2 separate regions of the Homo sapiens genome follow, and region 2 is linked to region 1. A link is a loop called in an ENCODE intact Hi-C map of the cell type or tissue named here. Cell type or tissue: PC-3. All regions are shown on one strand. Links, peaks and the distances in the headings refer to the core of each region. The heading gives the core; the rest is flanking DNA.

The links. Hi-C counts contacts between places; a loop is a spot of excess contacts. Peaks named below come from ENCODE experiments on the same cell type or tissue, not always from the same donor. Only the 100,000 strongest peaks of a DNase experiment are listed, where the experiment ranks them.
Region 2: a loop joins it to region 1, with 8 times the contacts of the local background. A loop is called at or near these places in 1 of 110 quality-filtered maps.

What each region holds. Positions count from the first base shown.
Region 1 is chr9:80,696,527-80,700,933 of GRCh38, reverse strand. No RefSeq gene overlaps it. Among named protein-coding and RNA genes, the nearest start is that of LINC01507, 870 kb to the right of the region's middle. In PC-3, for the core only: a CTCF peak has its summit at 2,063; a DNase peak (open chromatin) is centred at 1,283; H3K4me3 peaks cover 534 bases; H3K27ac peaks cover 1,340 bases.
Region 2 is chr9:80,603,185-80,607,591 of GRCh38, reverse strand. No RefSeq gene overlaps it. Among named protein-coding and RNA genes, the nearest start is that of LINC01507, 780 kb to the right of the region's middle. In PC-3, for the core only: a CTCF peak has its summit at 2,281 (motif pointing left); no DNase peak of the experiment used is centred there.

The sequences.
Region 1 (4,407 bases), core at 285-4,284:
CATCTTGCTCTTATCTAATAGTAATGATCCAAGTTGGAAGCTGCCATCAGAGCATAATTCCTGCTTAATGATGATAAAGTAGGTATTGGTGAGATAATACAATATCTATGTATACCTGAAGCAGAAGACTTTAACTTGTTAGAATCGTCTTATCTAATGAAATCTGGAAACAAACTATTCTGATAAGGAAACATAGTTTTTATTTTATATCACTCCTCTATTGGATTTTCCTATCATTTTCTTCCCAAACATGGCCTGAATCTCAATTCTATTTCTCTGGAGGATTGAACTGATTATGTTATAGCATTTTGCTTGATATTACACTTTTGTTTTTCTTTCCCTTCAGCATCCCATTTTCTCATATTCCCACCAATTTTTCCAGGGAACACTTCCTGATAAATCACTTTTGTACGAAACCTCATCCCAGGATTTGCTTCTGGGGAACCCAAGCTGAGATAAGCATACATTAAAAATGTGAACACTTGTAATCATCAGGATAATCTACTTAGACTTTATTGAGTATTTTTTTTTTGCACTCTCAAGGCACATTTTGACATGGTTTGTATTCCCTATACTAAAATTTTCCTGGAGTTGATATTTGGATATTTTTCATTCACTTGTTTCAAGTTTAGGTAACACATAGAATCAAATATTTAAAATTGCATATGATTTGTGCCCTGAAGAACTTTCCAGATTATTGAAACTAGTTCTAGTCTTTCAGAGATGCTTCAAGAGAAGCTAAACAATTTAGCCATAATTGTAGAACTTAATAGCGGTAAAAGCCAGAATTAGAAGCTTTTTCTCTTTTTTCTAGCCAGTACCCAGTGGTGTCTTCCTGTTATAAAATGAACACATTTTTTCCCCTTTATCTGCCTTTGGTGGAGATACAGAACAGCTGGTCACCATCCTTCCTATTTGGTTAAAGAGTGCAGGAATGGATTATTATGGAAATCACTTCCTTCCCTCCAGTCTAGTAGGTGCTGACTCCACTTAAAGGAAAGAGCAATAGAGGGGAAACTTTGAATGCTGCTGGCCTGCTTCCATATAGTCTGTGGATAATGGAGCTCTTTGATGTCTGGTACATTCATAACCACTGAACTCAGCTTTCCAGTCAACAGAAGAGCTATTTTACACTACTTTTGATGTGATGAAATAACTTAACTAGACATGGTTAATCACATAGCTGGTGATTATGCCATGCAAGGAAAAGCCACTAAAGTAAGCTGACTGCCTCTATGCAGAACAAAGGAAAACTCCCTAGCAGGCATACACATAGCTGACTCAAGTGCTCTGGCATGACTCGGTTTTTTACCGTCCAGATTCACTCTTACTATTTTAACAACATGAAACATAATCATCACTGTGTCCATGACAACTCTGCATACCTGCCTGACTTGCCTATTGCTTATCCTGTGTGGCAGTCATTAGTTTCCTTCACTCTGTTCCAGAGATATCTGACTTTGATCACACTACCAGGCTGAAAACCAACCATATCTGGAACTAAAGCAGAGAAAGCTCTTTTGTAAAAGTGTAATCCCACTTAGGTCATCTGTTTATTACTTTGTCCAAAAGATCTAGATTTTCAGATGATTTGACTGGTATTACGAACGCAAATCCTATAATAAATGAGTGTCCCTATAGTTCAACAGCATCAAGGGAAAATATGATCTGGGAGAATAGCACTGACAAGTTGGTTTATTAGTTCAGCTGGCTTTAAAGACCAGCCAAAGTCCTGTTTTCAACTAGACTGTTTATTTGCATCAACTATTTCAAGAAAATAAACAAACTGGATCTAGTAGAGCAGATTCTTTCCATGCAGAGGAAATTCTAACTTTTCCAACTCTAAATGAATGGCAAGCTAATGAAATATATATTCAAGTATTTACAAAAGCTTGGCAACTAAACAAATCAATGGTCTTGAAATTAAACTATAATTGTAGTATAGAGTTTCATTTTTTAATGTAACCAGAGACTAAATAAACAATGAGTTGTCTTTTAAAAACCTTCCAAGAAGTCTTTGGTGGACTATCTAATGTTGGTTAAACATAGAGGGCACTATTATTCTAAAAATGATCCAAGGAACAATCTATGCCTAAGAAGATACAGTTTCAGAAACTGGGACATCAATTTCAGAAAAATTTTAGAGAAAATTAACCAGTGCTGTAAAAATAATTGGGGTTTTGTGCTTAGGTGAGTAAGCTTTTAGGAGGTAGTGTGACAAATCACTAAAAGCTCATTCAATACAAGAGAAGTTGTATTTTTCAATAATAGAATAATTTGTTTAACTGTAATCAAAAATAAAATACCAGCAGACCATTAAAAGTTTAATTACAGGTGTTTACAGTGTCTGCATTATGATATGAAATGACAAGGAAACTCATCAGGCACCCTGTGCCCTAGTTTCCTCATCAATAAACTAATGAGGCTCAGTCAAAAATATTTATACGATTCCCATTATGTACTGCAGAATTTAAAGTGGTAGGCCAAACAGGCAAGTCTTTGCCCTCTTAGAATTTATACTCTTGAACAAGAAATATAATAGATATGTGGATATGAAGATAATTTCAGGTGGTGGGAACAATTCTGAAGCCAATTCTGTGACATGACACAGGGACCTGGGGAAGAAAGAGCTGCTTTAGTTTGGGTAATCAAGGATAATGTTGGGAGGTGGTGTTTGAGTTGAAACCTGGTGGGTTTGAAGGAAGCCATACAAGTATCTGGTAGGGAGAAGCGTTTGGAGGAGAGAATTCCAGCCAGCACTAAGGACCAAAGCCAAACAAAGGCCATAGACAATATCAAATTTATGACAGAGGCATACAAAGAAAGCCAGGAGAGTAGGTAAAGAAAAGCGTAATTGGTCAGGTCAGAGAAACTGGAAGAAACTAGATGTGTGACATTTGGACTATGGTTTGGAATGTGGACTTGAGTCAGTGTACTGGGAAAGCATCAGAAGATTTTTAGCAAGAGAGTGAGTGAGACAGTACTTACATATTCTAAAGAGACCCCTGGTATTTGAAGTAGAATTGATTCTAGAGTAACAAGAATGGAAGGAGTAAAATCAGTGAGGAAAATAATAATTAACTAGGACTGAGATTAAGATGTTTTGGATTAGGGCAGTTAGACTAGATCAGAAATTCTCCATCTTTCTTGCACAATGGATTAGTTGTCAGTCTAAAAACGTCTCTCAAACTAATGTTTTTAAATAAATAAATGTACAGAATGAAAAAACTAGTATATTCAAATGTAATCAAAATGTTTTTAAAATATGTCAATACATTAAATAATACACTTTAATGTAAACAATATGTTAATAAACTGTAAGGTGATATAAAAATATCTGATTTATATTAATGACTAGGTGCTTCTAATATTACTGCGGTTAGAGCTACAGTCATGATTAAAGAAAATGCTAAATCTTCAAGATGTAAAAAAATAAAGATGTAAATTTTCCCTTAGAAATTCACAGATTCTTGAACAGGTGCTGTTCCCTTGCTAAATGATTTCTATGGAAAGGAACTTGCACTTGGTCATTCTATTTGCAAGGTAAATTATCATTGGTAATGCTGGAGGAAAAACAAATTTCCTGTGCCATTGGCCATATCATGGCTGCAGTTTCCTCGGTGAGATAGTTTGGATATTTTTCTCCTCCAAATCTCAAGTTGAAATGTAATCCTCAGTGTTGGAGGTTGGGGAGGCCTGGTGGGAGGTGTTTAGATCAAGGGGGCATATCCCTCATGAATGGCTTAGCACCATCTCCTTGGTGATGAGTGAGTTTTCACAAGATCTAGTTGTTTGAAAGTGTGTAGAACTCCCTCCTTGCTCTCTTATTCCCACTCTGGTAATGTGAGATGCCTGCTCCCCCTTTGCCTTCCACCATGATTGTGTTTCCCAAGGCCCTCACCAGAAGCAGACACTTGTATAGCCTGCAGAACCATGAGCCCATTATACCTGTTTTCTTTGTAAATTACCCAGCTCCAAATATTTCTTTATAGAAACACAAGAATGACCTAACATACTCAGTTTACACAACTTTTTTTTATTCTTCCAATGAACCCTTTTCTGGGGTGCTCAAGTTCAGAGTAGCTGTACCTTTTCTGTCTCTAAAAAGAGTCTTGTTGCTAACAAGATAAACTCTACGTATTTTTCACTTAATCGAGGTATCGTGACTTCTCCTACAGTTAACTTCCACCATGGAGGCAACAGTATTAATGTAATTCAATGTCAAAATTTAGATGTCAGGTGTGAACAAACAATAAAACCAGGGCTTTGCTACCCTATATGTCTATTACTGATTTGAAAACATTAATAAGTAGTGTGTACATTTTTAGCTCCTGTTTTTGTTTTTTTGTTTTGAGATGGAGTTTTGCTCTTGTACAATGGCACAATCTCAGCTCACCACAAACTCTG
Region 2 (4,407 bases), core at 179-4,178, 93 kb after region 1:
AAATGCAGTTTTAATGGCTTCATAATAGACTATTGTAAGAAATACCATAATATATTTAATTAATCTCCTATTGTGAGACACTTAAATTGTAACTAGTTTTTCACGATTACTAAAAAAAAGTTATAAACAGCTAGAAATATAGGTTTTTGACTGCATATTTCTGATTGTTATTTCTCTGGGAAGACTTTCTTGGAATAGAATTACTCCCTCAAGGTTTATGAATATTTCTTATGGTTTTGAACATATCACCAACTTGCCCTCCCAAATGGGTATATGCATTTTCAGTTTAAGTGTCTTTCAAAGTATTGATTCTAAATGTAAATATATATACATGTTTTGAAATTTTCTGTTCTCCCCTACTCCAGGGCTGGGATATTCAAAAGATTTCAAATCAGATGGTTCACTTAATAATTTATTTAGCTGACGTTTTCACAGATGGGTGCAAAATATGTTATTGCAATATTTTAGCACTTCTCCTAGATCATTAAGATCATCTGACCTAATCAAAATATTTCATTTAAAAGTGAGAGATTACACCTCTGGCTGGGTGCCCCTATTTACTTAGAAATGATTTCTTCTGTTTTTGAGTGTCTGTTTTGAGTACATAGTTATTAGTTGTCCACATGATTTTGGCAGGGAAGCATTGTTAAGTCTCATTATTTGTATAAATATTGAAGGCAAGGTTCAAAGAACTTAGCCTAATATGTGACACATAAAATACATGGTAAAGCTATGCTTCAAACCTAGGTCTAGTTGTTTATAGAAACTCCGTTAAGTCCCCTCTTCTCTTCTTGATGTCTAATTAGTAGATTTGTGGGTTTTTGTGATACAAGCACGGCTTTTGATGTAGCTGACTCATAAGCATTAGGCATTGGAACAGATTGAAATGGAGGGATTTATTACTTTATCTCCAATTCAATCATTCGCATATCCACCTCTGTTTATTCAGCACCGTCTATGTACTAAATCTTATGTGAAACACTGTTCTTCAAGATATCTGGATTTGAAATTCAAGAAATCCACACTTATTTTGGTCAAGGAATATTAAATTCTCAACATGTACTGTGTCAGAAAGTGCAGCACACAGGCAGAGAAGAGCAGGCTCAAATAAATCCCAGGATCTGCTGTGTCAAACTTGACACTTCATATGCTCTGATTTCTCGAAATTAACAAGTGAATACTCTGAAGGGCCTTTCCCATTGTTATTTGTCAGGCCTCAGATTTTTCCCCATTTATTTTTCTCCCAAGATATTTTTGCCTACAACTATATTGTTCAGTGTGTTTAGGGAAAAGAAATAGCAAAGTGATGTGATATATCAGAAAAATAATACTAAAAGCAAATGGAGAAAAATGGGGCTGAATCCACAAGGAAACCACACTTCAGGTGACATTGATTTGTATCCAGGAATAACTAAAAGGCTTTCTAGTGATTCTAAATACTTAAGAGCATATTCATTTCCTTCTAGAAGAAACCAAAATTACCCAGTAATTTAATTCATATTGAACTAGAGAGGCAGTCAGTTACATACACACATAACACGTAAACTCATGGTTTAGCTATGCCTGTTTCCAAGTACTTGAAACTGAAGGGTTAGAAGCGTATTTATACAACATCAAATGAGGAAACAACCTTCGGCTATTGTTAGCTTGGCCTTGGGGTTCTTGGAATGTCAACTTATAGATCAAAGAGTTGTAGCCAAATTGCCTATGACAGAATATTTTCTCTTAGAGAAGCAGACAAATGTCTATCATGCAAAGTTGCTGTTCTTGGCAACAGCAATAAAGGTACTAGCAGTATAATGAGTTAAAAAATGAAAAGGAGGAGGTTGGTAAAACTCCACAACACACATAAATTCCTTCTCTTCACTCTTTCTTTTGCTCCTGAATTGTTTAGGAGTTTTTGTTAAAAAAATTATTAATATTTTTGTATTACCCATAAAGATAACTAATAGTTGGTTACTGACAGATCTGTTTTGGCAAAGGATTGCCATCTGAAAAATTTACTATAGAATGTAATCTATAGTTTTCATGTTATATTTTTGAATAACCAACACTTTTCCATATGAAAATAAGGTATCAGAGGTATACCTACATCAATAAGAGCAAGTTGGCTGGAAAAAACTGTCTTCACCTTTTGTTCAGAATGCAGAGTTTTATGCAAGAGACCTTTCTCCTGCTAATAAAACCTCTCCTAATGTAGATTTTCTCTACAGGTTCTTTGCAGCAAACAACCTACCTGATTTGTACAAAAGAACACTGCTCTCTAGTGGAATAAGGGAAAAGAAATCCATTACCTCATTCACTTGCTTTTCTTGCATTGTTGGCTGCTGCTTACGAAAGGCTACTGAGCTTTGTCCTGGACTTATGACATGTTATGATATATGGCTATAATTATTATGATATTATACTGTGAAGTGGTTTTGCTCTCGTAATCAAGCAAAAATATTTTTCCCCAAACCCTCTTTTGTAAATTGAAACCGGTAGGTCTCACTATCCCTTCCTTCCTAGTGCAGCCTCTACCAACACGAATAAACCCTGCAACTAATAATAATTTAATTTACACAGGAACTTGCAATAATTTAACTCACATCAGGTTAATTTGGAAGTGATTAATGGCAGCATTTATGGATCTGGAAAGTTTTAATAATGGTTTACTTGTGAATTTATAGTGTTCGTGTTCCAGATCATGGGCTGCCTTTTTGTTGAGCACTTCGTCTGTCTACCCTCATCATCCCCATGCATGATATTCATCCTCCCTTTTCTGTCCTCCAATGTGTCACAGGTTGACGGAGACATGGCACATTTTTAATGCCACATTTTCTGTCTTAGTGGAAATAGGCCACAACATTATTACAAATATGCTCTGATGGGGGACTCTTTGCCCTGGAAATGTTGTTCTATGGATCACTTTTAAACAATACTTCCGGGGATCACTGTCTCCTTTGATATCTTTGATCACCATTTTCATGCATTTTGAGCTGGCCAGCAAGAAATGGGCTTTTTGGATTTGCCATAATAGTTTTGTAGCACTGGGTGGGTGCAAATGCAAATGGGAATGTGTAGTAACTATGCATTCTGAACAGACACACATTTTGAGGATTAAAACTGCACCCGGCAGCCCTCCAAAGACTTATCAGCCTTCTCTATTTGTAAGGCTCTGAAAAGTAACTTTAAATTTTTTTTTCTTGTAGCTCCCAAGAATTGAAGGTGGGAGAAGCCCCTCTTGTCTCAGAATCTTCATATGCAAATAAACATGCCTATATGGTACCAAGTAAGGATGCATAATTACCTCCTCCAACAGACATTATTTAAATTCTATTTTCTGATTAGCATTAGAATTTTAGTATAAAACTGTAAGTAGCAATTTGAGGAAGCAACTTTTTATTTCAGAGACTGTTGGCAACAAAGGTGAGCTAGAGGCCTTGACAGACTTATAGCCCTGCTAGTCAGTAGAACACACTTGCCCATTCCACAGCCTGTTTTGCTTCTGTTCTGATTCTGCTCTGGTTTTGTGGACCATCAAATACGGTTGTGAGCAGCAGAAGTCAAGAGCAAGGCAAACAAAAGGCGTTTTGTGAAAGTGAAAAGCACATTTCTCCTTTCTTATGCTTAATATTTACTTTATCTTCACCCTTTTTCACATCTGGACGAAATTAATAATCTCTAACTAAATCTCTTTTCAAAACCATTAAAGAATATCACACTGAACTAAGTGTTCTGTTATTGAGAAGGTAGTAAAATGATGTTTCTTTGTAAAGTTATCTTTTCTAAATCAGTGGAAAAAAGCAAAGCTCAACTTCAAAATTCTGGTCAATGTGGCTTGTTAGTTACCATTTTCACATATGTATGAACAATAGAATGCCATTTTTTAGGTGGTAGGAGCTGCTATTGAAAGTGAAGAGGCTTATAAAGAGGTGGAAAGAGCATTGATAGAATAAATACATTCAAGCTTCAGCTCTTCCACCAAGATATTTTGAGCCTTGAGTTTTGTCACTTCTATGTGACTCTATCTTTTTCATCTGTAAGAACTACCTACATTAATAATTGCTATGGAAATTAAATAAGACAATATATGAGAAAGATTTCTGAAAACCAAACATGATGTACGGCACATATGGAGGACTTTGAATATTATCTTGTCTCCATGTGAGCTGTGTAACCAACTCTGGTTTCTTAATCTCTCCAAACTTGAGTTTCTGCTCAGTAAAAGGTCTAAAAGAACAAGCTATCTGCAACTCTCCATAGTTTTACCATTAAGCAAGAATGGAGCAGATACAGAATGCTCACAATGAAATCCTTTTTAAAAGGAAATATTCCAGCCATAGCAACTTTGAAGGCCTCCTACTTTGAAGGTGAGGACGTTTTCTAAATCAATCAGGATTCTTGGAGATACCTCTTGTTCATTGT